3 separate regions of the Homo sapiens genome follow, and regions 1 and 3 are each linked to region 2. A link is an interaction called in ENCODE POLR2A ChIA-PET data of the cell type or tissue named here. Cell type or tissue: IMR-90. All regions are shown on one strand. Region 1 overlaps SASH1 (SAM and SH3 domain containing 1). Region 2 overlaps SASH1 (SAM and SH3 domain containing 1). Region 3 overlaps SASH1 (SAM and SH3 domain containing 1).

What was found. ChIA-PET counts read pairs that join two places held together with the same protein. Peaks named below come from ENCODE experiments on the same cell type or tissue, not always from the same donor. Only the 100,000 strongest peaks of a DNase experiment are listed, where the experiment ranks them.
Region 1: POLR2A ChIA-PET joins it to region 2 with 26 read pairs; 2 of 35 experiments call an interaction of 5 or more read pairs at or near these places.
Region 3: POLR2A ChIA-PET joins it to region 2 with 13 read pairs; 4 of 35 experiments call an interaction of 5 or more read pairs at or near these places.

Annotation. Positions count from the first base shown.
Region 1 is chr6:148,513,166-148,515,665 of GRCh38, forward strand. SASH1 (SAM and SH3 domain containing 1) reads left to right here. Exons shown (of 20, transcript NM_015278.5): 9 at 1,159-1,291. Among named protein-coding and RNA genes, the nearest start is that of SASH1, 170 kb to the left of the region's middle. RefSeq lists enhancers at 1-529, 530-1,327. In IMR-90, no CTCF peak of the experiment used is centred here; DNase peaks (open chromatin) are centred at 556 and 1,466; H3K27ac peaks cover 1,488 bases.
Region 2 is chr6:148,440,581-148,443,080 of GRCh38, forward strand. All of the region lies in intron 4 of SASH1 (SAM and SH3 domain containing 1), which reads left to right. Among named protein-coding and RNA genes, the nearest start is that of SASH1, 99 kb to the left of the region's middle. RefSeq lists an enhancer at 1,013-1,307. In IMR-90, no CTCF peak of the experiment used is centred here; DNase peaks (open chromatin) are centred at 651 and 1,201; H3K27ac peaks cover 1,153 bases.
Region 3 is chr6:148,547,641-148,550,140 of GRCh38, forward strand. SASH1 (SAM and SH3 domain containing 1) reads left to right here. Exons shown (of 20, transcript NM_015278.5): 20 at 655-2,500. The coding sequence ends at 918. Among named protein-coding and RNA genes, the nearest start is that of UST, 200 kb to the right of the region's middle. In IMR-90, no CTCF peak of the experiment used is centred here; no DNase peak of the experiment used is centred here; H3K27ac peaks cover 439 bases.

The DNA.
Region 1 (2,500 bases), 73 kb after region 2:
TTTGGGAGAAAAGTCTCTACATTAGATTTGTATTCAGAGATGAGGCTTGTTTTTGTTTTGTGTGTTCATTTGAGGCATTTATCTTCCTACTGTTCCATGAACTGGGTTGGAGGAAATGGAGAGAAGGTTGTTGTCAGGGCGTGCGACGTGAGCTGGAATTGCTCACCCACTGCACAGGGTGTGCCGAGGCGGCTGCTCCCAGGCATGCCCACGCACCCGTGTTGCACACTCGTTTAGTCAGAGATCTCTTATGCTGTTTCACATTTTGAACAGATACAACAGAGGAAGCTGCATATTGGATGTTGGAGCTGACTTAGAAATGAAACCCTCATTTTGTTCACAAGGGAAGGATTGTTTTTAGCCTGGGTCACTGCTGCAGAGAGAGATATTTTTCCCTCTCTCTGTAATGTTTGATACTTGAGGGAAAACAGCTGGGCCTGAGCATGCTGACTCCCTGCAAAGTGCAATGGGCTGCTGGGGAATATGGACTGTACTGTATGGCTGAAAGGTCAGCTTTTTCCCTTGTCTCTCTTGGAGGAATGCAGGGTCTGTCCTCACATTCGCCTTGTGAGCCCTTAGAAGGAGCCGGGAGAGGCGGAAGGGCTGGCTGCAATGTGGCAGACAGTCTTAGCCAATGGGATGGAAGAGGCTGTTTGCATCTCTTTCCCTTTCCTGCCCTGCTGTTTTTGATTTTCGGGGGAGGGCTGGAAAAAGCCAACAGAATTTTGGTTTGGAGAAGTAGTTGATGACCACGTTAAACAGCAAGCCCTGATGGGCCAGACAGATGAGAGCCTGGCCCAAACCACAGCAGTGAAACTGGAATTACAGGGCCAGCATCGGAGGGAGAGTCCTGCTGGAGTCCTCCTAAGAGAGGACAAGGAAGTAGTTGAGACAGATGCCCCCACAGGCCACTTGCCCCCACTTGCCCTTGAGGGCAAGGATGTGTGTTTCCGTGCCTAGGACCTAATTCTACGCCGATTTAGATCTTAAGATGGTATGTGGCACTTTGTAAACCTCTTGGGCAAATTTTTGTTGGTTCCCAAGTTCAGCAACAGAGCTGCCGAGGTTCAGACTGGCAGCAAGGCCGGCTACATCCAGCCACACGGGCAAAGCTCGGAGCAATTACCTGATTAACTTTTTCCTTTGTTTCTTTGCCAGTCAAGAGAACAATCGGATGATGAGACTGAGGAGTCGGTGAAGTTTAAGAGGTTACACAAGCTGGTAAACTCCACTCGCAGAGTCAGAAAGAAACTAATTAGGGTGGAAGAAATGAAAAAACCCAGCACTGAAGGTAAAAAAAAAAAAAAAAAAAAAAAAAAAAGGCAGACTCCACCCTGGTTATTCCAAAAGAAATCATTTGGGGTCAGTTTCTCAGCAGAAAAGGGATACGATTTCAAGTGGAAAATGCATTGAGCTCTGGCTGAATCTGGCAGGACTATGCCTGCCAGCAGAGTGATGCTCAGATGCGATGATGTGATGGAATGAAGGGTCCTGGTGTCAGGCGTTTGGGGTGCTTAGTCATTTCAATTTAAAAGATGGGAAATGGAAATTTTCTCGAGGTGTAGTATAGCTTTATGTATGAGCTTATACCATTTTATATAAACTTTCTAACTTTTTCACATGAGCCTCCAATCCCAGAAAGGACTATGGTTCTTGCTCAGTGAATTTAGTTCAAATTTCATGTACATACATTTTGAAGAAATGCCTAACAATCAAGGCACCTAATATCCCTTTAAATTTCTCAGGGTTGATTTGTTCTTCCTGTAGAGAGTCTCAAGTCTCAATTCAAATGGGGGCTTTAAGGACCTAGGATTCTAAGAGAATCTTTTAAGAGTTGTATTGCTGGGGTTAGCCAGGTGAAACAGTAATGTCAAAAGACATCAGCTTGGATTTATTGAAATGGATAGTTAGCCTTTGACATATAATTATGACAGTTCAAATCTCAACCTTATTCATCTCTCTTGTTAGTAATGTGCCTCTTTGCAGCATCTTATAAATTCTCCCCAAAAAGGTAAAATGAAAGAATAAGATAAGATTTTTTCTGTTTGAAAAATGAAAATAATTGAATTGGATAAAAATACTGGAAAGACTATGCTTTTTAAAAAACACCTTACTTGTTAAAATGTCATATCTACATTGTGAGGAATTTCAAAATTTTAACATGTAGGTTTTAAAATTATTTTTGTAGAGGCATTTTTGTTATATAGAAATAAAATCAAGCCATGTAAAGAAATGAATTTCCCCTTATTTGCAAAGATAAGGGTTTTTCGTTTTTATTGCTGCTTTTAATTTGTGTTTGGTATTATTCGTGGGTTTAAATCCCTTAGAATAATACCGAAGCTAAGTGGGTAACTGTGAGAGAATGGGGATTCGAATGGAAAACAAAAACATGGGGAGAGAAATCAGCTTTGTGGCCAATTTCTTGGGTTGTTTTCAGTTCCGGGGTTTCATTAGGGTATCTTTTTGCGTGGTAATTCTGTTTACATTTGGATGCAATGCT
Region 2 (2,500 bases):
TGTAATGCAGTTGGTGATGTCTGAGGATTTTGTGAAGAGTTACTGATTTTACACTTATTGTGAATAAACCCTAAATAAATCTCCGGAAATAGAAAGGGAAAGGATAGGTGCATTAACCAAGATGGATTTTCATCTTTTACATTAATTTTTAATGTAGGATAAAAGTTATCAAGAAGCAAGATACAAATATAAAATATACTATATTCCAGAATAAACCAATGATTAAAAACCCGTCTTCTGCACCTCATTTTGGTAGGTGACCTTAAAACAACAGTGAATGTGTGTGTTAAAAAATGGCAAATGATCCCTAGCGTTTCCTGTTAAAGGTAATATTTTTGCTTCCTTGACCCAACTTGGACCCTGTAATTTCTGCTCTCATGGAAGCTAATTTTATGTTTCTTGTTATATTTTCAGTATTTCTTTTAGGCAACATAAATAAGACAAAAACAAGAGAATCTTTTTTCTAAAACCTTTTCTTTTTCTGCTTTATTGCATCATCATTGTACTAGAATGTTCTATTTGTGATCTTCCATGGTAAAAAATTTTAAAGAAAGTCCACATCTCTAAACAGACGCTTCCTTTGGCACGGAGCCACTTGTACGTTCATGCCAAGGGAGGCACAGAAGTGGTTTAGGCATCAAGTATTTCTGGAATGCAAAGCACACGTTGGGGAGAGCGTGTGTGTGCTTTAGAGCACAGCTTTGCCTAATCCATCCACGTGTGTGTGCTGCTGGCACAGGCGGTTCTGGGAGGAGGGCTGCTTTGCCAGAAAGCTATAATTCTAAACTTAAGAGGCTTTGTGGGTTTTGTTCTGGTCTGAGGAACGTTGTGGGTGATGTACCATAGCAAACCAAGGCCACTGCCCACTCAGGTTGAGAAGATAACTGTGCACACCCCATCAGCTTTTTTTGTTTTGCTTGCCTTGCCTCCTCCCAGGAACCTAGTAATATGGAGGCTGAAATAGACAAAAAAGGCTCAAGTTGACATTGACTTTGAACTTGGAGGTATTGTGGTGGGGTAGAAGCATCGAGTGAACGGGCTGTAGCTTTTCCTGCCCTAGTTTATTATGTGCCATGATTCAGGCTGAGAGCTCAGGTGTTCCCTCAGAATCTCTGAATCCTTCAGGAAACGAGAAATGTTTGCTCTTCCTCCTAAGAGGAAGTGACTCACCAAATTTGTACTAACCTTAGTTAGGCTGGGTAGTACTTCTTCCCCTCAATTGTGGAGAGTCATTCTTTCCGTGTTTATATCCTTTACTTAGTAAAATGTGGCATGGCTCTTGTGGCTGAGAGAGACTGATGGCCTCCTCTGAGGTTAACAAAAAATTTTAAACACACGCCCACTGTCTCCATTTGTAATATTGTCATTTTGCCTCTGTAATTTTAAGTGGTTCAAACTTAATGTGTTTCTAAACAATTTGAAAGTTTAAAAACATTTTGTCCTTTATTTCTCTGTTAATGGCTTTTGAAAACTATGCTATCCTTTGCTTTTAACTTAAAAACACTTTCTTTTGAAAACTTTTATGGCTGGGTGCAGTGGCTCAGGCCTGTAATTCCAGCACTTTGGGAGGCTGAGGTGGGAGGATCACTTGAGGCAAGGAGTTTGAGATCAGCCTGGGCAACATAGTAAGACCCTGTCTGATCCAGCACCAGCCCCCCGCCCCCAGCCCCCCCAAAATTAGCCAGGTGTGGTGGTGCCCACCTGTAGTCCCAGCTACTCGTGAGGCTGAGGCAGGTGGGTCCCCTGAGCCCAGGAAGTTAAGGCTGCAGTGAGTTGTGATCATGCTTGGGTGAAAGAACAAGACCCCATCTCAAAAGAAAAAAATATTAAAATAAATTTAAAGTTACAGTAAAGTTTCAAGGATTGAGAATTGTGCAGTGAATGTTCATGTAATCTTCACGTGGGCCACCAGTTGTTGACATTTGCACACTCCTGAGCTTTCTCTCTCTCTCTCTCACACACCCCCTGCCCCCCACATACACCACCATTAATTATTATTACTGCTGGCCTGTTTGAGAATAAATGGTAGACATCATGATTGTCACCCCTAAATGCTTAAGCAAATATTTCCTAAGGACAATGACATTCTGTTACAGAATAATATAGTATAATGACCAAATACAGGAAACTTAATAACTTTTTCTAATACATAGTTTCTATTCAAGTTTTTCTTTTTCTTTTCTTTTCTTTTTTATTTATTTATTTATTTTTGAGAGGGAGTATCGCTCTGTCGCCCAGGCTGGAGTGCAGTGGCGTCATCTCGGCTCACTGCAACCTCCACCTCTTGGGTTCAAGCTATTCTCCTGCCTTAGCCTCTTGAGTAGCTGAGATTACAGGCACCCGCCACCATACCCGGCTACTATTTTTTGTATTTTAGTAGGGACAGGGTTTCACCATGTTGGGCAGACTGTTCTCGAACTCCTGACCTCAAATGATCTGCCCGCCTCAGCCTCCCAAAGTGCTGGGATTACAGGGATGAGCCACCGTGCCAGCTGTATTT
Region 3 (2,500 bases), 110 kb after region 2:
TTCTGAGTAGATATTCCTGGAAGATGGTTTGCTTCATCAAAATTGTATAAAATCCCAAAGATTTTCATACTCGTTAGCAAATCACCTTTCTGAAAGGTGCAGGCCCTTTATATACCCAGTAGTCAAGGTTAAATGTCCACTTCCCTGTTCCAGCCAACCCTTGATATTATTGTATTTTAAATTCTTCATAACTTGTATTGACTAAACATGTAATTTTCTGGTTGTTAACATAGATTCAAAATACAGTGGAAAGTCTCCTTTATAAAAACCCTACCCACTGAATGCTACATTTCACACGATCACCCAGATTTGTCCCTTCAGACTACCTTAGGGCTCTTTGTCAAGAGCATATCCACAGTGAAACAAAATAGCAGAATATGTAAATGCTTATAGTTTGAAGACTCGGACACATAAATGGGATTTGACCTCATTCCAACACCTTCGAGAACCTTGTGGAACTCTTCCTTAAAGATTTGTTTCATCTTAGAGAAGAATTTTTCCTGCTAGTCTTGATCTCTGACACTCATTGCATTGTCGCTTTCTGATAATAGTCTAGCAATGCAGTATTTCAGTGCTGTTCCTTTTAGACATACGCGAAGTAGTCCTCGATGACACATGGAGCGTTTCTATCATATTCTTTCTTAATTTATCCAGATTCCAAGTGGTGGACTCACGGAAATCTGCCGAAAGCCCGTCTCTCCTGGGTGCATTTCGTCTGTGTCAGATTGGCTCATTTCCATCGGTCTGCCCATGTACGCCGGCACCCTCTCCACCGCGGGCTTCAGCACACTGAGCCAAGTGCCTTCTCTGTCTCACACTTGCCTTCAGGAGGCCGGCATCACAGAGGAGAGACACATAAGAAAGCTCCTATCTGCAGCCAGACTCTTCAAACTGCCGCCAGGCCCTGAGGCCATGTAGCCAGGCCCGGAATGGGCCTCTCTGGACAAGAGCCACCCTTTCACTGTGCATATGATGCTGATGCAATTCCTCCATCATCTCTGGACGTGCAGACCAGATCCAGAAGAAAGGCCTGGCGTGTGGCCAAACAGCGTGAAACCTTGGCACAGGACTGAGGATCCTCTCCTCCAGAAAAGCCCCCTCGAGGAAATAAATTAGTGCGGTTCTCTTTGACCCCCAAAGACAAGACAAGCACTTATTTTTATTTTCAGAAGACAAAAGAACCAAGATGCCAACTGGCTGCGAATGCTCTATCTCCAGTCTGTCTCTGTGTACTGGTAGAGGCTGGGAGGAGTAGGGGGCAGCCTGTTCCATTTCTGATAGTGCCCTTGCTCTTCTGTCTGTCATCTTGCAGGATGCCCGAGGGCCAGATGGGCTTAGCTAGGCCAAAGTAACAGACTCAAGAGTTATTGTACATTACTGACCACGCTCATTTGTTCAAAAGTTAGAACATCTGGCTGCACCAGGAAAAAAAAAAAAAAAAAGTCCTGTTCTTCTTTAGATAAACAAGAGACATTTTCATAATTGCTTTCTAGCAATCAGCTTTTATTTGCCTTAATATAAGCTTTTAAGCAGTTATCTAACTAGTGTCCACAACCCTGTAACCATACTTCCACATCTTCAGCTTAGGCAGACATCGAACCTCTCTGGGATGTTTCCAGCAAAAGTGAGCTTTTCTAATCGTCTCATTGTAACATGGCTTATTTTGTAGAGGTATTCATCAGCCACACACTTCATGTTGGTTTTTGGTTTTTAAGCTAACTACAAATCTAGTAAAAAGCTATCTGAAATTCACAAATATCATGTGTGTGCGTGCGTGCGTGCGCGTGTGTGTCTGTATTCATAGTGACTGCTTTTGGTTTTAACCAGTTTAGTATCGTTACTGTGTGGATCGTCGCGCTGCAGTATTGACTTGGAATCCTGACCATGTCCATCCCAAAATTCAGTCCTCAGTTAACGGATCATGTTTGCAAAAGGTCACTGTGAGGCTGCATATTTCAGAAAGATGTCCTTAATAAGGGAAGTCATGTATAAGATGTTTTCTAAAAGACTTTTCAGTATTACAACTAATACTATTATTATCCTTCTTTTTTTATTTAGATAATTCTTTTAATTTAAACAAAGGTTCACTATGGAACCAGACAAATCTCATTAGCCATGTGTTAAGTATTTGCTACTTTAAATTGTTTTACAACTGATTTCAGCACATTCTATCCTTTTTTTTTTTTGAAATGGAGTTTCGCTCTTGTCACCCAGGCTGGAGTGCAATGGCACGATCTTGGCTCACTGCAACCTCAGTCTCCCAGGTTCAAGTGATTCTCCTGCCTTAGCCTCCCGAGTAGCTGGGATTATAGGCACCCACCACCACGCCCAGCTAATTTTTGTATTATTAGTAGAGACAGGGTTTCACCATGTTGGCCAGGCTGGTCTCAAACTCAACTCCTGACCTCAGGTGGTCCACCCGCCTCAGCCTCCCAAAGTGCTGGGATTACAGGTGTGAGCCACCGCACCTGGCCTCTGTCCTCTTTTAGTCTAGTGTCTG